4 separate regions of the Mus musculus genome follow, and regions 2, 3 and 4 are each linked to region 1. The links are chromatin loops, found by intact Hi-C in ENCODE. Cell type or tissue: left cerebral cortex. All regions are shown on one strand.

Region 1 (8,000 bases):
CATTCACCATGGAACCAATCTATGAATTTCACATGATTTTAAATGGAGACAAGACATTGTTTCCTTTCTATCCAAAATTGAAAAATTATATTTACATCTAAAAAGAACACAAGGGTTGAAGCGCAGAACAACCAAAAAGCCCCTTTGGTCAGGAAAACACTTCATGCTCTGTCTTCTCAGTGACCATGTCCAACCCTGAAGTAAATATTGGATTAGGAATCCTGAGACTGCCAATTAAGATTGAGTGAATTTTGTCCAAATTGTGTACCTGCTACATGCTGGGAACTGGCAACAGGCAACAAGGGAAAACAGATGTTTGAAAGACAGTCAGTACTCCATCACAGAGGGCTTTATGCGCAGGTTTCAAATCAATAACTACATGTATTGGTTCTTGTCGAAATTAAAATTATACTTTGTAACTCAAAATATCTGCAAATCATAATATAAAGTCTTTTCTAGAGCGTATTTTTGGAGATTTTTAGAATCTTGGTCAGAAGAAAAAGTGCTCAGAAGCAATATAAAAAAATCATCCAAAACTTGACTTATTTTTAAGTACATTTTTGAGTCCAGGAGTTCTAAAACTACAGAGTAATTTGAAGTAGAGCCCCCAAAAGATTGAGTTTTCCAAGCTGAGTTTGGAAGCACAGGTCAGAGGGACCGCTTTGCCTACAGTGCACATGCTTTCGGAGATCAAAGATACCTTTCTAACACCCAGGAAGGTCAAATCCCATCCCTACAGTTGGCTTTGTATGCAGGTCACATGAAACAAATGGAAACAAGCATGTTCTGGATCTAAAAATAAGATGTTCTCAAGACCTAGTGCCTTTCTTTCCAGCAGGATGGAAGGCAAGGCTCCTAAATGGCAGAGGTGAGTAGTGGAAAGGGGTGTATATACCATCTGAAGCTATGAAGTTTTCCAAGGTAGGAAAAGACACTAGATATTTCTGCTGCTTTTCTTCTAGACATATGGTGATTAAGTTCTTCTTCTTCTGTCTTCTTATGGAATAGGAAACTAGGTAATCTGGCTGTAATAAACAAGCTCAGTGAGACAAAAGGATGGACCATCTAGAGCCTGCCATATCTGGGTATCCATCCCATAATCAGCGGCCAAACGCTGACATCATTGCATACACTAGCAAGATTTTGCTGAAAGGACCCTGATATAGCTGTCTCTTGTGAGACTATGCCGGGGCCTAACAAACACAGAAGTGGATGCTCACAGTCATCTATTGGATGGATCACAGGGCCCCCAATGGAGAAGCTAGAGAAAGTACCCAAGGAGCTAAAGGGATCTGCAACCCTATAGGTGGAACAACATTATGAACTAACCAGTACCCCCTGGAGCTCATATCTCTAGCTGCATATGTATCAGAAGATGGCCTAGTCGGCCATCAGTGGAAAGAGAGGCCCATTGGTCGTGCAAACTTTATATGCCCCAATACAGGGGAATGCCAGGGCCAAGAAGTGGGAGTGGGTGGGTACGGGAGTGGGGGTGGGGAAGAGTATGTGGGACTTTTGGGATAGCACTGGAAATGTAAATGAAGAAAATACCTAAAAAGTAAAAATTAAAAAAGAAAAAAAAACAAGCTCAGATTTGTATGAGTCCAAAAGTATGTTAAAAATATAGGCAGATATAAGTTACAAAGAAAATCAAAGAGCAAAGTTTAAAACACAAAATACAGATGCATTGTTACTGTTAAATGCTAAGAATGTTTAAAATCTTCTGCCAAGAGCTATCTTCTAGGAGTTGATAAATGACTCATTTTATGAGTACAGAAACTCTAGCCACTGAGCTTAAAAATGGATACAGCTACCAAATTCTGGGGTTTAGAAAGGAGATGTCATATTATGGTGAATAGATGAACATATTTGAAGACAGATGGTCAGCATTTCTGAGGGTAGATGTGCTCCTTCTGTGTGATAATGAATAACATCATCAACAACAGCAGATTCTATCACCTACTGAAGTTCATCACCCACCACCTAAGCAATTCATTGGGTGCCACCCTTATTGTAGCTTCTGCCTTGCTCCAGGGTAAGCACCATTTAATGTAATTACGTTTGACTGACTTAAAATTTAGAAAAACTATTAAGGCTTGTTTGCTCTGATAGCCTATAATTAATTTCTAAGCTTGCGATTGTTTTTCCTTTATGATTTGTAAGGAAAGAGAAATGTCAAAAATGATTTAAGGCAAGGATTAAATTACCTTTCTTATAGTTCTGATTGTTAACTGAGATTTATAAGCTGCCATAGCATCTTCTTCAAGATGTTAAAAGGGGTCATGGGGAAACAGCTTTCAATTTAAACAGACTGAAAGCCAAGAATACACTTAATAGTTGGTTACTACTTGGGATGCACTTTTCCATAGTAATGGTGTAATAAGAGAGATCTTGGCTATGCCGTGAAAAGGCAGAGGATGCTAACACTTAAACAGGTTTTGCTTTATTTTGATTTATTTCCTATGAAAAGTACCTTGGCTTCAATTTAATATAAAATTTTCCCCTATGAAAGCTTTGAATGTAAACCATTGTCTGGCATTTAGTGGATGTTTAATATATATTTGTTAAATAAATAAATAAATGAATATATATATATATATATATATATATATATATATATATATATATATATATATAACCCTAAGGAAACCCAAGCCAGTTGCATTTAGTCACACAGCTTAAATTACCTCACTTTGCCTCTTATTCAGCTTGCTAAGTGGATCATCAATTGAACAAGAACAGTGGACAGAGTACACTGACACACATTCCTGATAAGGAATTACAATCTATTGAGAAAAGACAGATACATGATGCAGCTTTGTGTCTAGCAGAAAACAAAATAATTAAAAAGAAATAGAATGAGAGTGTAATGTTGTAGACTATGGATAAACCTGAAAGCATAGCCAGTTCAAACTGTTAATACCAATTTCTGAGTGTGAACATTATTAAAATTTAATGCCCATTTTATCAGCATTGATATCAATCCTGAAATACCAAAGGCTGAAGTAATATTCAATGTCTAGTAATTCAGTAATTGTAGTGATTAGAGAAAATGTACTATATTACTTACATTGTACTACTTATTTATTGAATATAGCTTGTCTTGAACAGAAAGGGGGCTCAAAATGCATAAAAGATGCCTAGTGTTCTTAGTGCCTTTGTTGATATACTTCAAAAGTGGTCATGCTGAAGCTCATCTACTGCAGCCTGCATTAAAATTCCGGCCAGATACAGAGGCTGGCATGATACAGACAGTGGCTAACTGAGCCTTAAAGAAAGGCATGTCTAACACTATAGAAAAGCCACAGGGGTAGCTCAACACTTTGTACAACCCAACTCTGACATCTAAGGCTTTGTCTCAGGGATCCAAAGCAGGGGCCATTTCCAGAAGCCAGTGAAGCTTGTAGCTTCAGGAGAGAGCTTCATAAAATGAGTTTCAATCTAGGGGAAAGCAAATATTGTATAAGAACTCTAAAAGTTACTGACCTCTGAGGATCTTGCAGAAATGCCATCTACAAATGCCAGCCTCTGTGAAAATGAAGCAATGTGAAATGCATAAGGAGAGAACTGGTGGCAAACACATTGGCTCCAGACCTTGGTTGACCAAGCAAAGAAGCTGAGCTAGCGTGAGGCAACTCCAGAGAGAAGCTACCACAGCTCTGGGAGAGGGCACAACAGTCTGTGAGGGAGAATTCCAAAATCGGTCTGAATGGTGGATTTGATCAAACAGGCAATAATTGCTCAAAGGAGCTAAGATGTAGACTTCAATGCACTAATAGAAATGAAATCTCCAATGATTGAAGAAAATCAGACACATGCACCATCTCTGGGTCCCAAAGAAATGGCTCTGTGGCTCTTTGGACTTAAAAGTAGGGAGCCTAGCCTGTTAAAGGCAGAAGCCATGAGAAGTAAAAGAAGTGGCAAATGATTCAAAGAAAGGCACCAGGAAGAGGAAATCCGTATGTACATGGACTTCTGCGTCTTGCCCAACTCTCAATAGACTTGGAAATATTTCTGGCAGAAAAAAGAAAAAAAACCTGACAACTCAATCCCAGCCTGTACCAAAATAACTCTTCATCTTGTTCAGGGTGGAGTCTGTGTGGAGGTGGTACCAAAGTCTTAAATGAACAAAGAAGGAAGCACGAGGAACAGTCAGTGAAGTATCTGGACACGGGTGATATTATTACTTTCTTTTTTTCAAATTTTTATTAGATATTTTCTTCATTTACATTTCAAATGCTATCCCCAAAGTCCCCTATATTCTCCCCACTCCCTGCTCCCCTACCCACCCACTCCCACTTCTTGGTCCTGGCGTTTCCCTCATCCCTCCTTAGAATGGGGAACAAAATACCCATGGAAGGAGTTATGGAGACAAAGTTTGGAGCTGAGACGAAAGAATGGATCATCCAGAGACTGCCCCACCCGGGGATCCATCCCATAATCAGCCACCAAACGCAGACACTATTGCATATGCCAGCAAGATTTTGCTGATATTATTAATTTCTAAAAGTTTAAGTTAGTTTTAAATGTGTGAATATTTTTACGTTCTTTGTATATTCTAGATACTAATCCTCCATCAAGTTTACAGCTGGTAAGATTTTTGTACCTCAATCTGTGGGCTGCCTCCGCCCATGAATGATGCTGCCCTTTACTCTGCAGAAACTTTTTACTTGCTTATTGTTGCTCTAAATGCCTGAGCTACATGGGTCTTGTTCAGAAAGACTTTTCTTGTGTGTGAAATTTCAAGTGTCTCCCTTTCTTTCTTACTATTTTGATCATGTCTTATTCAGAATTTCTCGGTCCGTTTAGAGTTGAGCTTTGTTCAGGATAAGAGGCAAGAATCTACTCTTGTTCTACATGTGCCTATCCAGTTTGAACAGCACCATTTGTTGATAATGTTATCTTTTATGCAGTGTATTTTCTGCGTGGGTTGTTCATTTATTTGTAAATTGTCAAGTAATGACAAAATAGTAGATCAGCTACACACCAGGGAGGTTGCAACTCTCAAGAGTAACTGGGCAATATTAACAGAACTTGATGGTGAGAAAATTCATTGAATGGGGAAGTAAGTATGTATATTTGAAGAGTTGATGGAGGGACAATACTTTGGAAAAAATTAATAAAAATTAATATCAAACTTTTAAAGTGAATGAGTACTTCTTACAATAAAAATGGAACTACGTAAAAAGTGAAATTACCTTTTATTTTACATCTGATATATAAATATATCATTTTGTAGATTAGTATTTTTATCTGTAAAATATTTAGTCATCCCACAATCAAGGCTGTCATTATCCTGCTTTAGAAATTTGTTTTATTTTCACTTTCCAAATGATACTGAAACCTCTTGATAGAACTACAGAAATAAGATAGATTAAAGAAAAAAATCAAAATCAAAGCCAACAATAGTTAAATTCTCAGTCTGCAGCATGCATTGCAAATGATAATTATTCCTGAAACATGAGTCTTTTGTATTTTGAAGACGATGTTAAGTCTGTTATGAAAACAGCTCTAGTAATTTCCTTGAAAGTAGAATTATGAAGCACCTTCTCTGCTCTAAACATAATTATAAAACTTTCATCCACTGAGATCTTCTTTAATTTCTTCCTTCAGAGACTTGAAGTTCTTATCATACAGATCTTTCACTTCCTTAGTTAGAGTCACGCCAAGGTATTTTATATTATTTGTGACTATTGAGAAGGGTGTTGTTTCCCTAATTTCTTTCTCAACCTGTTTATTCTTTGTGTAGAGAAAGGCCATTGACTTGTTTGAGTTAATTTTATATCCAGCTACTTCACCTAAGCTGTTTATCAGGTTTAGGAGTTCTCTGGTGGAAATTTTAGGGTCACTTATATATACTAATATATCATCTGCAAAAAGTGATATTTTGACTTCATCTTTTCCAATTTGTATCCCCTTGATCTCCTTTTGTTGTCGAATTGCTCTGGCTAGGACTTCAAGTACTATGTTGAATAGGTAGGGAGAAAGTGGGCAGCCTTGTCTAGTCCCTGATTTTAGTGGGATTGCTTCCGGCTTCTCACCATTTATTTTGATGTTGGCTACTGGTTTGCTGTAGATTGCTTTTATCATGTTTAGGTATGGGCCTTGAATTCCTGATCTTTCCAAGACTTTTATCATGAATGGGTGTTGGATTTTGTCAAATGCTTTTTCTGCATCTAACGAGATGATCATGTGGTTTTTGTCTTTGAAAAAAAAACTTTCATCCTATACTTTATGCATACAACAATCAAATCTACATTGGGTTTTTAAATATTTTTATATTTTGAGATTAAATTTATGTCATTTACCTCATCCCTTTTATCCCTTCGACTTCCTAATGGATCCCCTGCTCTCTTTCAAATTTATGTTCTCTTTACTCCTCTGTTGCTTCATATACAGGTGTGTGTGTGTGTGTCACACCAAATGGCTGTCCAATGTGTTGCATTTTTAATGTAAATGTGAAGTTGGGTAAACAATTTTAATCACATGTATTTTTCAACAATGCCCTTCTCTAGTGGAAAGAGCCACCATTAAAGACCATTAAAGAGATTCCATGTATCTCTTTCTTAGTCTGTTGCATCAATTAGTGTGCATCTTCTTTAGTTAATATCACCATCACTCAACTAGTATGTGTATAACCTAATTTAGTATTAGAATTAGAAACATGTAACTCTTAGAAAATTCTATATGTCTTATTGTTCTGAAGCAGGCATCAAATCATAGCAATTGCCATCTGTTGGACATGTAGGACCATATTTTTTAAATCCCTGAAAATGTGTAGGACATATTCCTTTAATGTTCTTTTACAAATGTTTTTGGTTATTTCTTTGAATGAATAATAAAATCAGGTTACAGAAAATATCTCTTGGAAACATCAACCAAACCCAGTAGCCTACTTTTGTGAAAATTGAATCTTATTTTATTTTATTTTTAAAAAATTGATCTTATCCAATAGCATAAAAGCCTTTCCATCAATTAAGAATTCCACTACAGTCAAGGACACAAAATATTTTTCCAACAAATTTATGTTCTTTTAATGCTTGTCAGCAGATTTCTAGTAGGTCTTATATACTTTTTGTTAAGAGTGTTTCTCAAGATTTTACAGTTTATGTTACCAGTCCAGCTATTATATTTTTCCTTTTATGTGTACTTGTTAGTTTTTTCCCCAAAGGAAAAGGCTGTGGACTCTTGAGTCTGTCTGTACTTGACTATTATCTTACTATTAGGTACTACACACAAATATACAGGTTTTATATAAACATAAGCTTTGTATCTCTGGAATATACAACAAATTAAAAAACTAACAGGTCAAATGGTAATGTGTATATGCATCTGTCATCTCCAATTTAATTATTTGAGTGTTACTCCTGAGTCCTGAGAGTTGAATACATATAAATTTTAGGCATTTTCTCCTTTGCCAGATATGTGATTTACTAAGATTTCTCTTCTACTTTTAAAATATGTCTTCATCCTATTAATAGGACCTTTGTTTAGTCAAGCCTTTCATTTTAGAAAAGAACAATTTTATTTATATATATACATAACCAAATAGGGTATGTTCGGTATATATGGTACTTGGTTATGGAAGAGCATTTACTTGAAACATATCTTCATCTATATCCCCTTCACCTTCCCTTCCCCTGCTCCCTTTAGTCTCTTTTCTTCTCTGATTTTGCATATATATATATATGTATATATATATATATATATATATATGTATATGTATATATATATATATTATATGTATTTATATAAAGTCTACATACCAAAAAATGAGAATAAGCATAATATTTGTCTTCTTACATCTAAGTAAATTCAATATGACTAACTCTATTTGTTTCCATCTTCTGTGTTAAATCTGTGCCTTAAGAGAAAGTCCACATAACCAAGTCTAGAGGCCAGCACAAGGTAGAGATGTGCAAGGTAGGATGAGCTCTGCATGCTGCCCTGGTAGAAGCCCTCTTGGAATATTTTGCCTCAGTGTTGTTACCCTCTTTTGA
Region 2 (8,000 bases), 110 kb after region 1:
GCATTTGAAATGTAAATAAATTTAAAAAAACAATAAAAATAAAAGTAAAATAAAACTAGAAAGTTCCATATGTAGCAGATGAGCAGCTTGGTCTTCATGAGGGTGCCCTAACCACTGGAGCTCGGGCTATCCCTGAGCCTCTAGCCTCCTTATCTGTGGATCTGGTGCACCTAAATGAATCGTCTTGTCTGGCCTCAGTGGGAGAGGATGCACCTAATCCTGCAGTGACTTGATGTACTAGGTAAGAGGAGTTTCTAGGCCTCAGTATAAGGGGATGCCAGGGTCAGGAAGTGGGAGGGGGTAGGTTGGGGAGCAGGGGGAGAGGGAGGGTATAGGGGATTTTCAGAGAGGAAAGTAGGAAAGCTGATAACATCTGAAATGTAAATGAAGAAAGCATCTAGTAAAAAAAAATCTAAAAAATAAATAAATTAATTAAATTTAAAAAAAGAAGCCAGTCCACTACTGAGCCAATCAAAACAGGCATTCACTCCAGGTCTATTTTCCCATACTCTGTAACACTTTCCCAGGAGCATGTACTGTGGGCTTTCTAGACTGTGGAGATCACTGAGTCACCCTCAGACAACTTTCCCATGGTGCCTCTGCCTTTCAAATGTGAATAGAACTGAGGATCCATTGTCAAATGTGTGTCTAAAGCTTTGCATAGCTTTCTCGGTCCTTCTTGAGCTTGCTGGGAATGGTTGGAGTGCGGAAACACACAAGCCCCTACAGAATTTTCAACAGTAATTGACATTCTTAGGTTTTACCTTATCATCATCTAGATAAAAAATAAACAGTTGTAAATGAGTGATCACACAAAATATTTTAGTCCACTCTTTTTTTACATTTGTTGACTTGTCTTTGTTTACATAGCTATCAATACTTATATTTATATTCCTTAAATTTTATTTTTATTGCAGTTACATCTACACCTTAGCCTTTCCTTCCTCCAGACTTCCCCATGCTAACTTTTGCCCCATCCCTGGGAATCATGCTCTCCTTTTCTTTCTTTCTTTCTTTCTTTCTTTCTTTCTTTCTTTCTTTCTTTCTTTCTTTCTTTCTTTCTTCCTTCCTTCCTTCCTTCCTTCCTTCCTTCCTTCCTTTCTTTTTCTTTCTTTCTTTCTTTCTTTCTTTCTTTCTTTCTTTCTTTCTTTCTTTCTTTCTTTCTTTCTTGTTATTATTTTTATTTGTTTACAGTCCAGTCTTTACCCACTCCTTGTCTGCCTTCCCACTGTTCCTCATCCCATTTCCCCCTCCACCCCACTTTCTTAAATGATGATTTCTTAAATCTCTTTCCAAATGAAAGAGATCCACTCAGCCTCAGGAACCTCATGCCTCAGAAAACGATGCTGTTCTTCTTAATGCTTTAGTGTCTCTGTGCAAGAGCTGGATTTGTTAATACACAGAAGATAAATAAGGTTAGATGGTAAAAGAGAAGACGTCTTAACTCCAAATTTTTCTCACTATGCTTCCTTTCCATACCAGCTTTCTGCTCCAAGTATCTTGAAGGGAAATGCTTACAGGGTGGAACACAATGACTGGAGAAAAGCACAAAAATCATCCTTACATCCTACTTTGTTCACAATTTCCCCACATAAAGAGCTCTGTGTGAGATATTATAGTTCTCATGGGAGTTTTCATTGTTAGCCTTTATATTAACAGTATTTAATATGCTACTAAACAGTGTTGTGGCTATAGGTAATAATTACATACTATATAATTTTAAAAGCTAAGGAAATGATTTTGAATTCTTCTATCATAAGGAAACAATAAATGCCTGGGTATATGAACATGTTTAGCCTATTTTAAACATTATGCTAGGGTATCAGAATATTAAAGTTACCACATTGATAGCACTTTTTAATATTTTGTATTATTTTTACTTTTTAATTTTTTCGAGACAGGGTTTCTCTGTGTAGCCCTGGCTGTCCTGGAACTCACTCTGTAAACCAGGCTGGCCTTGAACTCAGAAATCTGCTTGCCTCTGCTTCCCAAGTGCTGGGATTAAAGGCGTGCTCTACCACACCCAGCTTAAATTTTTATTTAAAAAATAAAAGCAATTAATAAGCAATATAAATAAGATAAACTTTCAAAAAATACTGAGGGAAGGTTAAAATAATAAAATCTTGGACTGCTGCAGCCAGGCTATGCTGAGGGATCCAGGATGGAGCTTCATCTGCCAGGCTGGAGAAAGAACCAAAGCAGGAGGCACATGGCAGTCATGAGGGAAGCTACAGAGTGCCTGTTGGTTGTGAAGGTATGGGCCACAATGTGGCCTGAGATGGCTATTCTTGTCAACTTGACTACTTGGGAACTAACTTAAATTCAAGTGCCTAGGTACACTTGGGAGGCACTTTTTTGTCTTAATTAAATGACTTGAAGTAACAAGACACACTTCTAATCCAAATCTTTGAGGTGAGAAGAGTGATGTTAAATCTGAGCCATGCCTTCTGCTTTGCCTGCTTGTTCTCACTCTTGCTGGCAAGTGCATACCTTTACTGGCATTAGAGTCTACTTTTGTGGGATTCCAATATATACTTAAGAGCAGCTGAGATATCCACACTTATGGATTTCTATTGAATTATTGGTCTTTCTGTTGCTAGACAGCCATCGTTGGTCTAGGTGAACCACAGCCTGAAAACCCTTCTAATAACTCACCAGATAGATAGGTAGGTAAATAGGTCAGTAGGTAAATATGTAGTAGTTACATACATACGTACATACATACATACATACATACATGTGATTGATAGATGGATATACCCATTCTAGACCTGTTCCTCTAGAGAACACTAATACTCCACAGAAACGTAACACCCAATTCCTCTCTCATTTCTTGGCATAAAAAGAAGACACCTGTGGCTGTAGCACTGGTGATACAATTTCTGCCATAATGCCTTTTTCCAGTTTAATGTCTTTCTTCTGTTTACTCAAGATATCCTATAGAAAACATCACTTCACATTTCTTGACACCAAACAAACTTAGTATATACTCTAAAACTAGATTACTGTAATGTCTTTGTATATATTTATAATACATCTACTAAAAGTTATAAAAATAATAATTTTATATTAATGAAAATAAATGTATTTGATAAAAATTTATATTTTCATTGTTTGTTTTTTGAAATTATACTGGTGTTTGCATTCTACTCTAATTTTTTGCTTTAAATTCTTACAGAAATTCTTATCAATAAGCATATGTTAAAAGTGAGATGATTCTACATTTAAAATATTGATTATACTAACAGATTTAATATTTGAATCACCCAGTCATCTTTAGGACTATGATAATACTACTTAATAAATTCTCATTGAATAAATAATAATTAGCTCACAAATTTTGATTTGCATGAGAATATCTAGATATGGGTGTCAGGACGCCAAATTTAGAATACCCTGAATCTTACCTGTGACAGTTAATCTACATTGTCAGCTTGGGATTTAGAGCCACCATGAACACATACCTCTGCGTGTGTCTGTAAGGATGTCCCCAGAAAGATTTCACTGAGGACCAACACTTAACATGAATAAGGACCATGTCATAAGTTGAGGCTTAAGACAGAACAAAAAAGAGAAAACCAAGCTGAGCACCAGCATCCCTCATGTTCTTGCTGAGCATGGGCACAATGTATCCAGACAGCTCATAGTCCCCAATGTGGCTGAATGCATTCTTTCATGAACTATGTAACAATATAGACCAGCACTCCCATAAATTGTTTTTTGTCTCAAATTAGGTCACAGTGATGGGAAAATTCACCAATTCACCAATCTTACCACTGTTTGGCCCTCTGAGTTACAGCCACCCTTATATGCATCTTCAAATTCTTGGTGACAAAAAGATATTTCAAGTTTTCCTGGATGCTTGGGGGCTAGGGGAGAGTGAGAAAATTCTTTGTATGCAGTATCTGGGTTCCACGGATGCAACCTGCTAGGCAATCAAAGCAAGTTTTGTTTTGTTTTGTTTTGTTTTGTTTTGTTTTGTTTTGTTTTAATGAAAGAGAGAGAAAGGCAGAGAAAAGAATATAAGGCTGGGTGGGTAGAGAGGTGGAAAAATTGGGAGGAGTTGAAGGAGACAGAAAAATCTTATCAAAATATATTATATAAAAACATTTTAAAAATAGTAATTCTCAAATTTTCTTCACTAATAATATATGCTGTTGGCAAGGACTTTAAACAATTGATTCAGATAACTCAGTTAAAACAAAAACAAATGGAAAAAAAAAAACAAGAGGTCATTTGTGCCTGTGAGTTACACACATCAAATGACAAATAAGAGCTCTGATAATCAACCAGTTATTGAGGAGAACTCAAAATCCAGCCTCCTCAGCACACAGCAAAGTCGCTGTATCGTAATTCACTTGCCTATTCCAAATAATTCTATAGCAATTGTAGAAAAATGTCTATTTTTGAATGCTAGCATGTATTGGGGATAATCCAGAATGACTAAGTCTTCGGGCATGTATTTTAGCTATTACAGCTGTTTGCAGTATGTATGTGCTACATCTATATTTGAAATCTCTGCTGTTGCATTCACCATCTGCCCAAAGATGGGTGAAAATTCCTATGTTTTTTGTTCATTGCTTATGAAACTGCACATAGCAATTTGCCAAACCTGTATCATTTTCTTCTGTCGCCCCTTTCAGCATCTAAGCAATATTGTAGAGATGTTAGAGAGAAAACTTTAAGGTTCCTAACACCACAGGCCTACGTTGGCTCTGAATGTATAGGATGTCTCCCTTTAATTTTGACTACCAAATCCTCACTAATTAATATTATTAGCTACTAACCTGGTTTTCCAGAAAACTGACTTTAACATGTAAGAATCCTCTAGAATACATTGGAGAAAAAAGCAGCATCCAAAGGCCCGGGCACACACCCCTTGTGGATGAACAGGGAGTTTCCTTGTAAAACTCCCTTATTTTTGTTCCTCTAGTACATCGACTTCAGGAAGGATATGACTTTAAGGGAAAACAATGAGGCTTAGCTAAAAGAAAATACAAAACTAGAAAGGAATGTAGATAACCCATGGTCAGCTGTCAAATATGGAAACAATAGGTTGAGGACCACAGTAGTAATAATAATCCACACTATCACCATGGAAGAGAGGCATAGCAGTCTTCCTTAGTCTTCACTAAATCTCATATTCAGTGGCCCTTTATGTGAAAACTATTTCCATTTAAAACTATTTCCATCTAAGGCATTGAGATGGTTCAGTGGACAAAAGCACATGCTACTATGCCTGCATACAATTTCCTAGCCCCACATGGTATAGAAGAAGAGAACTTATTCCTGAAAGCTGTCCACTAATTTCCACAAGTCTCTGGAACACCATACACCACACACATACACACACACACCAACAATAAACGTAATTTCAAAAATTTTAAATATCATCAAAATCACTTAAAATTTATAAAATTGGCAATTTAAAGGTTATGTCAGTAAACATTGTTAACTGTTATAAAAAGGTCACACTATGGAAGTTTACAAATAATTCTATACAATTTACAATTAATTCTACAATTTCATAATCATATAGATATATCACAGCAATTCATGATGTAAAGTTATATATATGGAATTTGACTTTAAACTGCTACTGTAAATGGTTAGGACTGAAACAAACACTACATGTTTCCCATGTGAAGCTATGTTCCACTAACAAAGGGGTCTCAGCAAATGAGCACAATTAAAACTTTTAAATATCAAATTTTGTATCACCTTTACATGTGCCTCTGTGAATCTGTTTGTGTATGGTCTGTAACAACTGAGCCACATCTCAGTTCTACCTGAATCTTCACATCAGATATCAAGGGCGGGATGCCTTGGACCAGCCAGGGATCCATTCTTCTGTTTATTAATGCCCCTTTATAAAACTATTCCCAAATTCAGTTTAATTTTACCCATAAATATTGGCTAAGCCTGTCTTGTAACTGAAGACACATACAGTACACTTCAACTTAATTTTGTAGGCGGACAAGACCCTTCATAACTGAGTAAGTATTATAATCAGACAGTTAAAGCTTCCACCTAGCCTGCAGTCAGAGATATAATTACACCCTGCAGTCAACAGAAACTGAACCACAGGCATATTTTCCTTCTTAGCCAATTTTGTAATAGTAAAAGGGTTTGTTTGACAATGAGTTTACTGAAAGGAGACTATATATGTGTATCATATATATATGATTTTGTTTTCATTTTAAAGGTCAAGAAATGTTTGCCCTTTTAAAATATACATTTCCTTATAACCAGGTTCTCTTTATGAATTTTGGCTGTAAGTTTATTGAAGATTTGACCATTAAAGAAGAGAGTTAAAATAAGTTAAAGGCAAGCACAATTTGCATCAGGCAAGAATAATAAAGAGTTTGATTTCATCACATAGAGTCTACATGGGGCTTGATGGATGACAAGGATTTTAAGACCCTAAGGTAACTCGGGACTTGTTACAGGTTTTGAAATCACTTAGCATCTGATACAACGTGTGTAACACAACACCCTATTGAAAATGCTTCTGAATTCTCTGGTGAGCCAAGTGCTGTAAACTACAAACACATGAAGAAGATAGCCTACTACACAAAGCAGACACTGCTAAGTGGGGTCAAATAGACTGTTTTGAAAAGAATGAATGGCAACTTTCAGGATGGGTTGAACACAGGAATTGCATCTGAACATAACTGTAGAACTTAAGTGGATCTCAGTAAAATAGACCTCAGACAAGTTTATTTGGGAATTTACTTAACTTATTATTTTTTCTGTCTGCAAGTTTCTAATTATCATCACTAACTATTTGGCATCACTTGGTGTTGACAGAATCACAGTTACCATTTTAGCTAAGGCATTGTACTATCAGTAGAAGAACTAAGTTGAGAGCAAGGAGAGCCTCCGGATCTCTGATGGTTGTTATAAACTCATGCTCTTTGGGGGATGCTCTCTTTTAAGCTGTATGCCAACTATACATCAGAGGCAAATCCCATCCCATCACTTGCTGCCCAGAACCTGTCAAGACACTGCCATAGCTTGGATAAAATTCCAATCCTCTGGACAAGGCTTAATAGACCAGTGATGAAATAGCAGCTGTCTCCCTCTCTACCCTCTTTTCTTACCTCACCCAGTTTAGGACAGAAATAAAGACTCTCTCCCTCTCTGTCTCTGTCTCTGTCTCTCTGTCTCTCTGTCTCTCTGTCCCTCTGTCTCTCTCTGTCTCTCTCTGTCTCTCTGTCTCTGTCTCTCTTTCTCTCTGTCCCTCTCTGTCTCTGTCTCTTTGTCTCTGTCTCTCTGTCTCTGTCTCTCTGTCTGTCTCTGTCTCTGTCTCTCTGTCTCTCTCTGTCTCTCTGTCTCTCTCTGTCTCTCTCTCTTTGTCTCTCTGTCTCTCTCTCTCTGTCTCTCTCTCTCTCTCTCTCTCTCTCTCTCTCTCTCTCGTGTATGGGAGTCAAGATCTGATCTACCACAACTTTCAACACAAAGAACTTTTATATATTTGAATGAACACTTTTCGTTTCATCTCTTCCTCCCGTAAAGTAAGATTTCCGGTGACTGGTATGGGAATTAAATGTGATAACACATATAGAGTCCGGAAAATATTACCTGATAACAACTCAACAACAAAAACAAAAATGGCATTTTATAGATGCTAGCTATTATTGTTTTGCTGCTTTGTTAGTCTAGAGGGTAATCAGGAGGATTGGTTGACTGGGCAAGTCCAGTGCTTTGTTCGTGATATCTGAAGTTGTATGGAGACTGACAAACTTGAATTTGAATGTAGTTTGTGTCTGTGTGTGTGTATCGTGAGTTCATATACAGGAAAAAAATAAATGTTCAACATTTAACCTTGTTTTGAGGATCGTTTAATGGTCTACATTTTGTGAAACTCCAAGCATGTCAAAGAAATTCGAAGATGGTCTAACAGCCAAATCTTAATGATGCGCCGTGTCTTCATCTTAGAATATATGGAAGCACAGACTTCAGAAGCCCTATGAAATTGTTTCTATGCACATAGCTTA
Region 3 (8,000 bases), 180 kb after region 1:
AATATTTCTTGGTTAAAATGGAAGCTCATTACTTTGTTTCATTGAAGACATCCACGTAGACTGTGAATCCCAACCTTACTTATAACCAGTAGTGATTAGGTTTTGGTATCAGACTCTAGACAAAACGAGTCCAATCTTTCGACTTCTCTGAAACACAGTGGAGCATCTTGTATTGAACATCTTGATCCTTCTAGTAGAGTGTTAACAGGCCAATATACATCTTTCAAAGCAGATCATTGCATAACCCGTCTTAATGGGTCTGTGAATGGCTGTGCAGAGCAATACAACTCAACTTCTTTTAATAGGACACAATTTTTGTTTGTTTCCTCTTGACACCAGGTTTTACTGTGTAGCCGAACATGGCCTTGAATTCATGATTCCCCTGCCTCTGTCTCTCCAGTGTTAGAATTATAGACATGTGTCATAATGCCTTGCTTTCCCCTCTAAATTACTAAGCTTCTAAGTCACTACCAGGGTTCAGTGTTATAGCAACTACTGTTACTTTAATTGCTTAAAATGTGTGAGCTCAGTTGTCTACTCATTTCCCTTTTTTAGCCATTTATAAAAAAAAAGTCAGAAGTATTTATTAATGACATTAATTAGTTTTTGATAGTAACATAGGTCAATAAAATTGGTATTTATTTATACTAGCATGAATATGAAATTATATTTCAGTTATCATACATAAGAAGCTAATTAATTTATCAAAATATATTTTCTGATAGATTCTGGGGAAAGGCAGTTCTAGTAGTTGAACACCGACCTTATGTATCCTGAGCACTCCGCCACTGAGCTGTGTCTTTTTGTAGTACTACTATGCTGCCGTGAAAGAGTTGAGAATTCGTCTTTCAACAAAAATTTCCAGCTTTATTCTTTAGCCAATAATTTACTAGTCTATCAAGTATCTTGAAGAAAGTCAAATAGATAGCCTCTGTGCCCCAACAGTTGTTGAAGAAATAAAGCAACTTAAAAACTGGAGGCAAACCCCTCCATTTATTCTGTGCAAGTATGAGGACATGGAAGAAGAAACCTCCCATGATGCACATGTCTGATGAGTTACAAGGTCTATCTTGGAAGTTTTTAGCCCACTGTCATTCTCAATCACTGAGTACAACTTCATTGATCCCAGACTCCCTTTCATTTGTAATAATTCACTCTTTCTTAGCAAGTACTACATTCTGTATGCATTTAGATTTTAGTTTGCCTGCTTTCCTTAAACTACCTATGAGATGATAGGTGATCTTTTGAACATTTGCCTGACAAAGAGAATCTGACTAAAGTGGTTGAGACACCCTGAGCACAATAAGATTCCTGAAGCTTTTCCCCTTCCTTTAGAAGATATTGGGGAAAGGAAAGCATCTAAAAACTTTAGAAAGAATTTAACCAAAGGAATTTGGAACAATATATTAGAGAATAATCTGAGTCACAAGTGTGAAACGTGCAAAATAATGCCTAGAAAGTAGCCTATCTTTAGTAAGATAGTTATTAAAACTCATTATACTGTCAGAAAAGCTTCAGTTCAGTGAGTATCTTTTAACTTTATCTTATTCTTCCCTTGTCTGGTTTCATAAAGGCAGATACAAAATCAATGAAGACGGAAAACGATGAGGCTGGTAAGTATGGCTTCTAGCTTTCGTTCTTGATGATGCTTCTGAAGCAGCAATTAAACTCTCCTTACACGGAGAGGTTAAGAATTGCTGATGGGAATAAAGTGGTATGAACTTTAACCTCTCCACTTATCTTCAGTGCATAGCAATCATCAGGGTGCTGTGCTTCTCTTTCTTGGTTTAATGGGAAAATGTATGTTATCATTTTTACTGTGCAGAAACACAAGCAAAATGACATCTAAACGGCATGGCGTTCATGGCAATGTACAGGTGATTTCATCCCAGGCTCAGCTCAGGCGGATTGTTCCATCTCTTTACCAGAGAATACAGTTAAACACACTTAACTTGGAGAGCCTAGCAATAATAACTCCCTAATAAAAACAATCTCAGTGTCTTCAATAGGCCCTGATAACAAAATGTGTAATGGCTAAAGAGAAATAGCTCAATGAGTGTCCTCTACTTGATGGTGATTGATCCGGGCTCATAATGACATGAAAGCTTTTTCAGAGCCAAGGCAATTTTTGCCCACATCCTTTACCAGGAGGAACTATAATGAATTGTGTTAGTTGCCAGCATTTATTGAAAATTTCATCTTAGACCGTTGGCCAAATGTCATTTTATCAGAATGAAATGCCACTGAAGACCCTCCTGCTAATGCATAGAATTCCTCTCTGTCACTGCTCTGTGGCTGGTTTGGATCTGCCTCTGAATGTTACAGAGAAATAAGAGAGGTTATAACCTTCAATTGATTGAGCATTTTATGTGGATAATCTCATTTCTTCCCTCATGAGTAACTTAATTACTTAAATCTTATAGGACTTTCAATGTATACGCATAAGTCTACTGAGATGATTAAAAAAGTAGTGTTAAAAACATACAGTCACTCCAACACTTAAAAAACTCTACAGACATTTAGATTGCCTGCAACCTGAAAATTCTTTCAATCGGTTATTTAAATGGTTCTGAGGTTTTTTTTTTTTTAAATAGGAAATGGATAAGCTCATATTATCCCAAAATGTAAATGAATACTGAAAGTACTTTGTACACAGAACAGTGTGTTTTTCTTTCTTTTTCTAAGGCTACATTGAATGGATTCTCTGGCCTGCTGTATAGATGTGATGTGGTACATCTCATTTTTATACCAGTCCATGTCATCAGAAATAATCACTTCCCTTGATTCGATGAATTTGATAGAATTCTTGCTACACTACATTTGGTTGAGAGATCTGTTTATATGCGTCTGATTTGTAGGTTTGCAGCTCAGTAAAAAAGATAAATCCATCTGCCGTCTGTCATCCCACCTTTTCTACATGAAAGCCCGAAGAGGGACTTGGAGAACACAGGAGAAAATACTCTCAGGCGGCATCATTTTCCCTTATTAAACCGAGTTTTCAACAGTTTTGATAAAATATTCTCTCCTCCGAGCTCACAGGAGCTATTAATTCCCATTCCTAACACCAGAATATGTAAGTTAACTTCTATATTCAGATGCAAAGCAGGTTGCTTGCTTTAGTGAAGGGTCATAGTATGAGAAACATTAAGACTTCAGTGGGCCCTATGTAAAATAGCTTGCTCTGCTTATCTGAAGCTCCATTTTTTTCAATAAAGCAAAGCAAAAGAAGCATAATATTCATCTAAAAGGACAAATAATGTGTTAGAAGGTCTCATCTTCAGATGAAATATCCCAGCCTATCATAATCAGCAAAAAGACTTGCAAAATTGCATTAGAAGGGACAGATTTGTCCAAATCAAACTATCATTTGTTTTTAAATCATCCCATTCTACCTTTACCTAGAACTGATGATTTGGAATAAATTATGTGCTGGCAAAAGCTTTGCTTTCTGTATAGTCTAATCAGTGGCTGTATCTTTTATATTAGGTTAAGTTAAAAAAAAACTAAGGGTTTCAGAAATGTATAAAACACAAAATATTTGTGTCCTGTGTAGTATGATTGTGATAAGACTAGAATCTACAGTTTCTATGGTTGCTGTAACCATGCTGGGGCATATTGTACAAGGAAATAGTCATGGATCCTACCTGCTCATTGATTAATACCCTTGTTGGTTGTCCTTTTATTTGCTAATGCAAGTATATTTATAGTTACTTGATTGTAATAAGGGAATTTATGATTTAACATATATACAGACAGACAGACAGACAGACAGACAGACAGACAGACAGACAGATAGATAGATAGGTTACATCAGCATCTGGGTCACAGATAGGTGTGTCTTAAACTATACAAGCCAAGCCTTAGCATGTAATATTTGAAAATAAAACCTTAACACATTCCACTCAGTGCTTCCACACAACATCAGCAACCCCTATGCCATCTCTGAGTGCTGGGAGTGGAGATTTACAGTTGGATCTTATAGCTGTGAGCATGATTCAGAAAATAAATGCCTCTCTGCTGTGAATAAGGTATTTACTCACACCATGGCTTGAGGGAATTGCTACCTGAAGATTTCTACAGGATATTTCTGCCCCAAAAAAAGGACAGAATACACTAAGAATAGCCTGGTCTACTCCAAAGCATGATTCTGATCCCACAAATAGTCAACTCTAAGATTTAATATTATGTAAAACATATTCTTTCGTGCATCAAACAACGCTTATTATATGGATTCCCCAAAGGACGAAGCACCATGAAAGAAATGCCACCCAACCTACATGCACATGTACACACAAAGGCAGTGCCTGTTCTGAAAAGCGAGCCCACAGACCCCAAGGTTCATGCACAAGATAATGAGTATTTTTGTAGAGTCTCATTGTAAATTAAAAGCATTACCCTAGAGCTGCAAAGCATTCCTGTACAATTTGGGCAAATGTTTCTCTGCCTGTGGATGTGTATTTTTAATAGCAACAGTGCGGCCTACTTGTCTATTCTGAAAGTTCATTACCATTCTTTTCCCTTCCCTATTTAGAGTATCGTTATTTCTCATACTTTTAATTTTGGTATTTCTTAGCACCTATAAAGGGTAGCAGGTGGTCTCTTTTGGAGCAGAATTCTACTGTTCACATGCCAAGTAAATTCAAAGATCTGTCTTCTCTGCTCTGCAGCCCCTTTCGAAAGGAAGCTGCTCTCAGTGGTGGGGGATTATCTGATGTCTCTTTCTGTGTGCTCCTGAAATAAGGATCTTACAGATGAGAGGACTCCATGATAGCCAGCTCACGCTACATAGTCCTTCACTTCACGGGGACCTTTATTAAGTTCAAGAGTCTATACCTAAAGTCCAGTACATGACTAAGGTTATCTGCTTACATTTCCAACATTATCTTATATATTAAGACTAGAGACCAGAGTGTTCTCAGTGTACAGCTATTTGCAAGAATATAGTTGGCCTATTCTTGATCTGTCCCTTACAGGATGGGGAAAATCTCCACTGCAAACTCTCATACTTCCATATTCAAAACTTGCCCCATCCTTCCTCTTTCTGGTAAGATTTCAATTCTCTCATACTGAAATGACTAAGTTTCACAAAGCTTCATGTTTTATTTTATGCATTATTTTATTCTGTATAAAAATAGTCAATCTTGTCTCATTCATTATTGTCCCAGATTAATTTTTAAAATAATTATGATATATAATAATGATTTTTAAATAACCAGGACTAGAGCTTGATGCCCTGGGAAAATTCATAGGTGACAGTGGTAGCAAAGCCAGCCCATAATCAATGATATGGTTAAAATCTGCATCTCCATCAGGCTTTGGATAGTTTATTGCCTTATTGGGTAGGTTAAGGAAAGTGTTATTGTCCTCAGTTAGAAGCAGCCTTGAGCTTAGCTAGCTCAGGATTGACTATATATCACGTTCCATCTCAATGAGGTGGCCATGTACTAGTCACAAATTCATAATTCTACAGACTGGCCAAGGTGGGAAACTCACAAATAAATACTGTACTTTAAGTACATTCGCCTTACAGATAGCTCAAGTCAACTAAGAAGTCATAAAACAGACTAGATCTGCTACTTTGGAAATTCTGCCCATAAGTTCAATGACAGGATAGATGAGGCTTTATAAATACTTCCCAAGGTATAAATGAATGTGTGTGTGCATGTGTGTGTGTGCATGCACGAACAAGGGATATGGTATGACAGATGGTATAAACATACCTAGATATAGATGAAAGATACACATGAAGAATACAGATATAGATGTAGATCAGAAAGACAGACTGTATCTATAGATAGAGATGACAATGGTGTCGGTGACAGATATACAGACATAGGATACAGTTATGATGGGAAGGGTCTATGAATCTCAGTCCTGGAAAAACCCAGGGTAGAGTATCACTGAGTAAAGAACTATTCATTTTCTGTATCCATTCTTCTATTGAGGGACATCTGGGTTCTTTCCACCTTCTGGCTATTATAAACAAGGCTGCTATGAACATAGTGGAGCATGTGTTCTTATTACCAGTTGGAACTTCTTCTGGGTATGTGCCCAGGAGAGATATTGCTGGATCTTCCGGTAGTATTATGTCCAACTTTCTGAGGAATTTCCAGACTGACTTCTAGAGTGGTTGTACAAGCTTGCAATCCCACCAACAATGGAGGAGTGTTCCTCTTTCTCCACATCCTCCCCAGCATCAGCTGTCACCTGATTTTTTGATCTTAGCCATTCTGACTGGTGTGAGGTGGAATCTCAGGGTTCTTTTAATTTGCATTTCCCTGATGATTAAGGATGTTGAACATTTTTTCAGGTGATTCTCAGCCATTTGGTATTTCTCAGTTGAGAATTCTTTGTTTAGCTCTGAACCCCATTTTTAATGGGGTTATTTGAATTTCTGGAGTCCAGCTTCTTGAGCTCTTTGTATATATTGGATATTACTCCCCTATCAGATTTAGGATTGGTAAAAATCCTTTCCCAATCTGTTGGTGGTGTTTTAGTCTTATTGACAGTGTCTTTTGCCTTACAGAAGCTTTGCTATTTTATGAGGTTCCACACAATGGAATACTACTCAGCAATTAAAAACAATGGATTTATGAAATTCTTGGACAAATGGATGTATCTGGAGGATATCATCCTTAGTGAGGTAACCCAATCACAAAAGAAGTCATTAGATATGCACTCACTGATAAGTGGATATTAGCCCAGAAACATAGAACACCCAAGATAAAATTTGCAAAACACAAGAAAATCAAGAAGAGGGAAGACCAATGGGTGGATACTTCATTCCTCTTTAGACTGGGAACAAAATACCTATGAAAGGAGGTACAGAGACAGAGTTTGGAGATAAGACAAAAGTTTGGACTATCCAGAGACTACCCCACCTGGGGATCCATCCCATAATCAGCCACCAAACTCAGACACTATTGCACAATGCCAGAAAGATGTTGCTGAAGGGACCCTGTTATAGCTGTCTCATATGAAGCTATGCCAGTGCCTGGCAAATACAGAAGTGGATACTCACAGTCATCTATGAGATGGAACACAGGGCCCCCAGTCTGCAACCCTATAGGTAGAACAACAATATGAACTAACCAGTACCCCCAGAGCTCGTACCTCTAGCTGCATATGTAGCAGAAGATGGCCTAGTCGGCCATCACTGGGAAGAGAGGCCCCTTGGTATTGCAAACTTTATATGCCCCAATACAGGGAAATGCCAGGGCCAAGAAGGGGGAGTGGGTGGGTAGGGGAGCAGGGCAGAGGGAGGGTATAGGGACCTTTTGCGATAGCATTAAAAATGTATATAAAGAAAATATATAATAATTAGTTAATTAATAGAACTATTCATGTGTGTATCTGTATGTACTTCAATCCCTTGGAAGATCACAATCTATAATATAGGTACATGTATACTGGACTACATTCTGGTACACATACATCTGCATCAAAGCTCATGACTAGAAAACCATCACAAGATATAGTTTCCGTTCATATCACACAACATTATTTTTATATAAAAGCCTCCAGTTTATGGTGATTAGAGTGAAAAAATTCCTTTTTTCTGTTCTCAAAGATTGGAGAACCAATTAACGACAGAGGCATTTGTCATGTGGGTAGCATAATAGAATTTCAGTGTGAGTTGGTCGTGTGGAGTGGCATGTGGTAAAGACTTAGCTCTTTACAATCAATAGCTTTTATATTCCACGAAATATTTCTAAACAAAAAGAAATATTACGTGGAATATAAAAGCTATTGATTACAAACAGAAAATACACTTACCAATTACTGCTTTAAAATATGAACATAAAGGGCTTTCCAGCTGAAGTCGATTGCAGCTGGCAGTGTAGAGTCAACCACAGCCCTGGCGTTCGAAGCAAATCAGAGAGGTTCCAGAGTCTTCCTAAACAAATGTCTGCATGTTTACTCTTTTCTTTCAGGTTAAAAATCCACAGTGAGGCAGAGTGACTGGTGTTCTACAGAGCCCACTATGTGGGTATCAGGAA
Region 4 (8,000 bases), 270 kb after region 1:
CCATCAAAATTCCAACTCAATTCTTCAACAAATTAGAAAGGGCAATTGGCAGATTCATCTGGAATAACAAAAAACCTAGGATAGCAAAAACTCTTCTCAATGATAAAAGAACCTCTAGTGGAATCACCATGCCTGACCTAAAGCTGTACTACAGAGCAATTGTGATAAAAACTGCATGGTACTGGTATAGCGACAGACAAGTAGACCAATGGAACAGAATTGAAGACCCAGAGATGAACCCACACACCTATGGTCACTTGATCTTTGACAAGGGAGCTAAAACCATCCGGTGGAAAAAAGACAGCATTTTCAACAAATGGTGCTGGCACAACTGGCTGTTATCATGTAGAAGATTGCAAATTGATCCATTACTATCTCCTTGTACTAAGGTCAAATCTAAGTGGATTAAGGAACTCCACATAAAACCAGAGACACTGAAACTTATAGAGGAGAATGTAGGGAAAAGCCTCGAAGATATGGGTACAGGGGAAAAATTCCTGAATAGAACAACACTAATTATTCTTAAAGGTCACTTCTTTTCTCAAATAATCAAGAAGAAAAAGAGGTAAGAGAGTACTCAAAAGGCATTTTGTGTACAAGTAGTTAAATGCAGGTCACACAGCCACATGCAAACAGCTAATTAACCAAGAATAGTGTCTTGCTGGGAGAATAGATTCTAAAGTCAGCAAGTAATGTAAAAATTGAGTAGTATCAGACTGTATTTTTAAAGCCTCACAAGAAACAGTGCCACAAGAAGCACCAGGGGACCCATTCCAGTGGTGAGAACAACATCTTTCTTCGTCTTTCTCTACATTTGGAAACTCTGCAGGTGGATTACAGTGGGCTTAAATGAGTACAATGCAATGTGTCATCGAGTCCTCTTAAATAGAATAAAATTAGTACTCAGAAAGCACTGGGAGACACTGACAAGGAAAACCAAAAGGAAAATGGGTGGGTTAGAATATGTGTGTGTAGAGGAACTGGATTTGAGGTAATACATGAAGGATGGAGTCACAATGATGATAATAGGACACATCAATGTGAAGGAACAATAATAGAAGAAGCAGCACCACCATCTCCAAAATGTCTGTGCCTGGGACATCAGATCCACAGAAAGATGCAGGTCAAAGCACTTGAGAGGTTATCTCAGTAGGTTGGATCCTCATTCTCAAATCAGTGCCCAGCAAGCTGGGAGTCAGAATAAAAGACAGCACCTTGGAAAGGGACAAGATCTTCAGCTGAGACATCTGACCCTGAGGCCTGAGGACGGACTCCATCTTGGAAGATGGATTTTGTTTTTCATGCACATCCTTTGGCGCTGGAATGTTTGGGAGGAAGTAGGGCAAGAAAGATGTGGTGATGAAATTATTGTATGTGTGTAACTATAATTTTAAAAGTTGCATCTTTGTACACATTTTATCTGCTCAGTGCCCAGGTCTAGAGTTATCTGCTCAGGGGAACCCATGAGCACTGCAGTGTTGAAAGCAGTCACAGACACAGACACAGACACAGAGCCCATACACAATTGCTGCTGGTATTGTTGAACTGCCACAAGTTTTGCAAACTGAAACATGTTTTAATATTTTTTTTCACCAAGAATTTCTGTATAGAAGAGAAAACAAAGGTTGAGAGGCCTGAATAACATTTAAAAAAAGAAAAAACTCCAATAGTTCAATGACCAATGCCTTGGGAATGAGAAAGAAAAGCATGATAGTTTTGGTTTGGTTTTTGGTTTTGGTTTTTTGGTCTTTTGTTTTGTTTTTCAAAACAGGATTTCTCTGTGTGTCTCTAGGTATCCTGGAATTTGCTCTGTAGACCAGGTTGGCCTCAGACTCAGACATCTGCCTGTCTCTGCCTCCTGAGTGCTGGGATAACAGCCACCACCTGGCTGAAAACCTAATTTTTTAACATCAGATAAAATAATGTTACCAAAAGTTGGTGCTCTTGTGACCACTACAGTGGCCAATGTTTGATACTTTGCAACACAAGCATCCTAAGACAGATTACCATAGAGCTTGAATAACAAAAGAAACTGCTAATGTCAACATTGTTCAGACATGTTCTATATGCAAGACAACATACTGTTATATGGTGTTTGTTTTAAAAGCCAGTACATCTGGCCTCAAACCTGAGCTCTGGTATGCATTTGCTACTTAACCCAAGACAAGATCCTGAGCATCTCCAAGTTTCAGATCTCCTAGAAAATAAGAGATGTGCCTTCATCAATATTTCCTTCAATAAGCATAAATGTTAGTAGCTCAGAGTCATTTAAATCAACCCAAATATTAGTAGTGAGAAACTCTACAACCATTGTGAAACCTGCTCAAACATGCACCATCTGCATGGAAGAAAAATATGTGAAAGCCAATGGTTTTGAGATCAAATATTCATGGAAGTATCTTTACATCTAAAAGCTGACTCAGCTGCTTTTGCTTATGTGGTTCTTGCTTCCCAGTGATGCCCTTCTCTTGCCTTCAGCCAGTTTCCCACATCTGTAAGCTGAAAACACAATCTCGTACCAAGTCCTCTTCTCAATTTTCATACTCTCCTGCTGAACCAAAGCCAGTTCAGTATAATGTGTGTGTCTATATCCTGTTCATGCCATGGGCTACTGCTTCTCTTTCCTATACACAGTATTCCCTAGCCAGATGCCTTGGATTGGCTGAATCCCTACAAGATTTTATTTTCATTTCTGCCACCTCAAGTTTTGTCTCCCAAAGATATCTTTCCTTTACGAGCACTGTTAGGATCAAAGAGAAAGTGCAGCCAGCACGTAACAGGCCATGGACAAATGGTAAGGATTAATATCAGATTCAAACCTTGACAGTCATTACAACCCTACTTACAGAGGTCAAACTCTTCTGTTTGATTCTAGCTTCTTTGTTCATAAGTTACACAAAGCTACTTTGAAGGACTGTTATATGGGTTAAATAATAAGATCTAGGATATATGCACACTATGCCCTCATTATGAAACACTCTGACATTACTCAATAACCTCCTATTTTTAGATCATAAAAAGCATGACACATAAAATTCTAAAAGGCACAAATACAAAATGAAAACTAGTGGGAATATAAGCTTTGGAAACCATTTGAGACAAAGCCACAGCTCTCTCAGCTCTGGATCCTTGGTCATACTATTCATCTTCTATGTGGTTCAAAACATTCAAGAATAAGTTAAAATATGCCTATGGTATGACCCAGAGCACTTAGCAAATGCTCAATAAGTGTTATCCAGTATTAATTTGGCAAGACACCATTAGAGATCAGACCATGACAAACTCAATCAGCCCTGTGCATGAAAGGTTGAGTATGCTCTTCTTAGATGTTATTGATGAAATCAATATTAGTTTTGATGTTTGGGGCTCATCAACCTTCATAATTTGGGCCCCAATAATTTCTGTATTTACTTCTTAGGAGTATATAAACAAAGCCCCACAAATGCAGATGGTTTATAAAAACAAATTTGTCTTCCCAAAGTTTTGGAGGCAAGGCATTCAAAATCAAGATGTCAGCAAGGCCACAGTTGCTGTCAAGGATCCCGGGAAGATTCCACTGGTGCAAATATTCTTAACTTGGGGCTTGAACGACCTGTCACAGAGGTTGCATATTAGATATCCTGCATATCATGTATTTGCATTATGATTCGTAACAGTAGCAAAATGACAGCCGTGAAATAACAACGAAAATAATTTTATGGTGGGGGGTCACCACAACATGAGGAACTGTATTAAAGGGTCACAGTATCAGAAAAGTTGAGAACTGATCTAGTGCTTGCTTATTATTCATTGTCTTACATGGGAGCGTCTCTACCTCTGACTCCCCAAGGCATTGTCCTCATGTCTTACATGATTGTCATCTTCCTTGTGTCCTTGACTGAGCCTTCTCTCTTCATGGCATAACACTGGCCATTGAATTAAGTCTAACCACAATGACGCAAAAGTCAATCATATTTCAAGTGCTGAGGGAAGACACTCAGATGTTAGAGCATGAACCTTATGATTCTTAGCAGGAACTATTTCAACCACTGTGATGGCTACTTCCCATTATCAACTTAACTGATTTGAAATCACCTGGCAAACCAATCCCAGGGTGCGTGTGTGATGGAGTTTGCAATGTGGGCGGCATCAGTTTGAGCTTCTAGACTGAAAAAAAGATAAATTTGAGCTGGGCACCAACATTCCTTTATCTTTCTGTCTCTCTTTGTCTCTGTCTCTCTTTGTCTCTCTCTCTGTGTCTCTCTCTGTCTCTCTGTGTCTTTCTGTCTCTCTGCGTCTCTGTGTCTTTCTCTCTCTCTCTCTCTCTCTCTCTCTCTCTCTCTCTCTCTCTCTCTGTCTCTCTCTCTCTCTCTCTCTCTCTGCATTCTGCCTACAATTACAGTGTAGGGAGCTGATTCAATCACAACACCATACCATCCCGTCCCTAGTGTAGACAATATCCCTCCTTAGATCACGAAACAAAGTAAACTCTCATTTAAATGGTTCTTGTCAGATTTGAGCACAATAAGGGAAGTAACTAATACAATTGCCATCCCTTGAAAGTTCTTGTGCGCCATATGGAAACAAAAGCTAATCCTCCTACCAAGAGCTGACACAGAGGAACTGCTTTTGGAATCCTACTCTAGTCAGCCAAAGCAGCTTTCTTTATGTTAAAAAGGAAAAAATAGATTTGAAAAAGTTTTCCTTTCAAAAAACAATATAACTTTAAAGCAAACAAATCTGCTAAGTAGCTATACAAAGTCAAGAGTTGATACAGAGAAGACAACTTAAATTGAAATTATGTGTGTGTGTGTGTGTGTGTGTTTTACATACTCTCATTGCCCACTCAGACACACACCTGCACACATATGCACACACTATATGCCTCTGTGTCCTGGAAAAGATGGAAATTGCCTGAAATCAAGCAGAACAGATGGCTGAGTGGGCCTTGTGAATCTCATCTATTACACAAAGTTTAGAAGTCATTGCTTCTTAAGAAAGAGTTGTAAGTTCCTTTCTAAATTTACATGCTGCCCTGTATACTTCCAGGAAGCTTAAAATATTCATTTTTAGGATCACTGAAGGTTAGAACTCTGAAGAAATCTCAAAATCCAAATAAAACAGTGCAAAATCTTATGTTCACGGCTCTCTTTCTAACAAACCAGAAGCTGGCTGGTTTCCTAATGTATCTGGATGCTGATGTGCCTTGCAGTACTCTCTAGTTATGTTTCTGGATAAGTTTGGGAAATGTTGAAAAAGATATGGTACTCACTAGAAGCATGCTGTCCTTACAGAGAAGTTTTGTTCTTTAAAACAACAGTTCCTTTGTAAACCTTCCAACTGTGTAAATGCAAACAGCTGTTATTCTTAACAAAGAGAACTGCCCTGCATGTGTTGGAAGGGCTGCCATACTTGCAGCATGGTGACATGACCAGAGTCACATCCTCTGATGCAGCTTCTCATCCTACATACAAGCATGAGAGGACTTTTCCAGGAAAACTATTTTGCAAGGGCATCTGACTGACATGATATCACTTTTCTAAAATGATTCCCTAGCCCATATCACCCAGCCAGATGTCTCATTCCTGGGATATTTATTGAACAGGAGGTTGGCATTCCTATCCACCCTTCATGGTCTAGCTTCTACTTTCTCCTGGAGGTTTCCAAGAACACTATTAGCACTCACAATGATGTTTCTATTCTACACATGAGATTTTTTGTCTCTCAAACTCTTAATTATTCCTTCATAAATAGCTACATTTTCCCAGTCATAAGATACAACTAGGAGATATGTTTTAGGGTTGATATTTACAGTCTGTCATTGTACCTATACAAGGCATAAGCAAAGTCTGTATTCACTGTACTGTGAGAATGAGTTTAATGTCACACATTAGATGTTAGCACTTCATTACAGACTCTAGGAAATGTGTCTAAGACCTAATTTCCCTCTCAAGTATCATCTGCTGAAAAAAAAAAATGGAAGACTCAAGTGCATAGACAAGTAAAATGATGATAAAGACAAGAAGATAAAAACAACTTAGAAAGATAAGAAGATACAAACAGACAACTTACAAAACAGGAAGCCAGCTTTTGGAATTAGCTGTGAAAAGTGTATAATTGTCTTGTAGCTGTAAGAAATTATTTGACAAGAGCAACTTCAAAGAGAAAATTGTTGGCTTAGTTTGATAGTACAGTCCGTCGCACTGTGCTGTGGGAAAGGCATGGTGGTTGGAACTGCAGGGAGCAGGTCAAGGAAGGAAGATGACAGAGAGATGAAGACTGCTACTCAGGTCTCTTTCTTCTCCCTTTCTTTTTCATTTAGTCAAGAATCTAGAAAATGGCACAGTGTTATCAATACTGAAATTTACCTTCCTAGATAGAGCCTCAATGATACTCCCAGGGTTTTGTCTCCTACATAATTCCAAATTTAGTCAATGGCATTAACCATCATTAAAAGAAATTGGAATTGCAACAGGCAGAGTTCCATATGTTGGCATACATCTGTAGTATCAGAACTCTGGAGGCTGAGACAAAAGAATTTCAGTGAGTTTGAAAGAAATGGCCTACACAGAAAGAACTCCTTTCAAAATTCAAGTAAAGAAAAGAATGGAGGGAGGGGGAAAGCAGAAAGACAAATGTCTATCGGGCTTTAAAAGGTATTTAGAGAAGCAAAGACCAGGCTGCGCATCAGACCCATGGGAGAACACCATTTTCCTCATGGGCACCGAGCTCTGAGAAGTAACAGGCAGAAGATGGTGAAGATGGAGCTGATTAAGGTGGCTACTGGTTTAAGGACCATCCTGCCTAATAGAGAATGTACAGAAATCTAAACCCTAATTCCCTTCACTCTAGCAAAGTAGTAGGGAATCAAGAAGAGATTTCAGTGTTGAGTAGTAAGACTGGGCTGTTAACCTGGGACTATATTGTGCCTTAAATCCTGGATTAATTGAAAAATGAAGACTGTATTAGCCAAAGTCAAGAGCTTGCATGGACATTTCTCAAAGCAACCATTCAGCACGAGGGTTCCCCGGCTTCCCCTTAAACATTAGTGAGTCTCACCTGGATTTTTCATTGTCATTTGCCAGAAGTATAGATTGGCTGTGGCTGAGCAGATCTGCTTCGAGGCACACACAAAGTCAAAGAGCTGATTTCTCATCCTGTATGACAATGACTCATTTCTAGGCTTTGATATATGCAGCTGAAAGAAATTCCTTCTCCACAAAGACAAACACATTGTTTTCATATGTTGTCCCACATTACCATATTCACCATGGTTCAAGTACACTTAGGGACGATGAAAGAGAAAAGGATTAAAAGTGTCTGATTTCCATGCATCATCTTTAATCTTGTAAACAAGAGCTGGAGTAAATGCTTGCCTTTATGATAAACACTCAAGTTTTTCATAGACATATTTATATCTCTAAAATGTGCTGTGACTGATCCTTCCCACTTTCATCATTGACAAAGGATGTGCCCTCAAGGCCCCGCCTTCCTGAGGGTCCCATAAGTATTAATGGTTGCTGATGAAGGAATGTCATTTTCCTTAATGATGTAGCCATTGGGAGATCATGTGAAATGAAGACGTCCAGAGGAAAAGGAAGGGAAACTGGGAGTAAGTATGATTGCAAAGGATAAAACTGCTTAGTATATATGCAACAATGGATAGATAGATAGATAGATAGATAGATAGATAGATAGATAGATAGATAGATAGATAGATAGATAGATAGATTAGATATATACAGTATATATATGCAAAGTGAATATAATAACAAAGTATAAAACTGAGAAATTCACTTATAGCAATGGTAAGAAATCTTTTGGGAAGCCAGGCGTGGTGGCACACGCCATTAATCCAAGCACTCGGGAGGCAGAGGCAGGTGGATTTCTGAGTTCGAGGCCAGCCTGGTCTACAAAGTGAGTTCCAGGACAGCCAGAGCTAAACAGAGAAACCCTGTCTCAAAAAAGCAAACAAAAAAAAATCTTTTGGGGTCATAATATGCATTTTCTGACTAGTCAGC

The links. A loop is a pair of places that touch in the nucleus more often than their neighbours do. Peaks named below come from ENCODE experiments on the same cell type or tissue, not always from the same donor. Only the 100,000 strongest peaks of a DNase experiment are listed, where the experiment ranks them.
Region 2: a loop joins it to region 1, with 4 times the contacts of the local background. A loop is called at or near these places in 2 of 42 quality-filtered maps.
Region 3: a loop joins it to region 1, with 2.6 times the contacts of the local background. A loop is called at or near these places in 3 of 42 quality-filtered maps.
Region 4: a loop joins it to region 1, with 3 times the contacts of the local background. A loop is called at or near these places in 2 of 42 quality-filtered maps.

Annotation. Positions count from the first base shown.
Region 1 is chr3:42,396,753-42,404,752 of GRCm38, reverse strand. No RefSeq gene overlaps it. Among named protein-coding and RNA genes, the nearest start is that of D3Ertd751e, 660 kb to the right of the region's middle. In left cerebral cortex, no CTCF peak of the experiment used is centred here; DNase peaks (open chromatin) are centred at 1,866 and 4,025.
Region 2 is chr3:42,283,169-42,291,168 of GRCm38, reverse strand. No RefSeq gene overlaps it. Among named protein-coding and RNA genes, the nearest start is that of D3Ertd751e, 540 kb to the right of the region's middle. In left cerebral cortex, a CTCF peak has its summit at 4,898; DNase peaks (open chromatin) are centred at 2,394, 4,512 and 4,869; H3K27ac peaks cover 1,693 bases.
Region 3 is chr3:42,215,387-42,223,386 of GRCm38, reverse strand. No RefSeq gene overlaps it. Among named protein-coding and RNA genes, the nearest start is that of D3Ertd751e, 480 kb to the right of the region's middle. In left cerebral cortex, no CTCF peak of the experiment used is centred here; DNase peaks (open chromatin) are centred at 2,905, 4,046, 4,455 and 6,039; H3K27ac peaks cover 2,056 bases.
Region 4 is chr3:42,126,938-42,134,937 of GRCm38, reverse strand. No RefSeq gene overlaps it. Among named protein-coding and RNA genes, the nearest start is that of D3Ertd751e, 390 kb to the right of the region's middle. In left cerebral cortex, no CTCF peak of the experiment used is centred here; DNase peaks (open chromatin) are centred at 4,566 and 4,919; H3K27ac peaks cover 3,657 bases.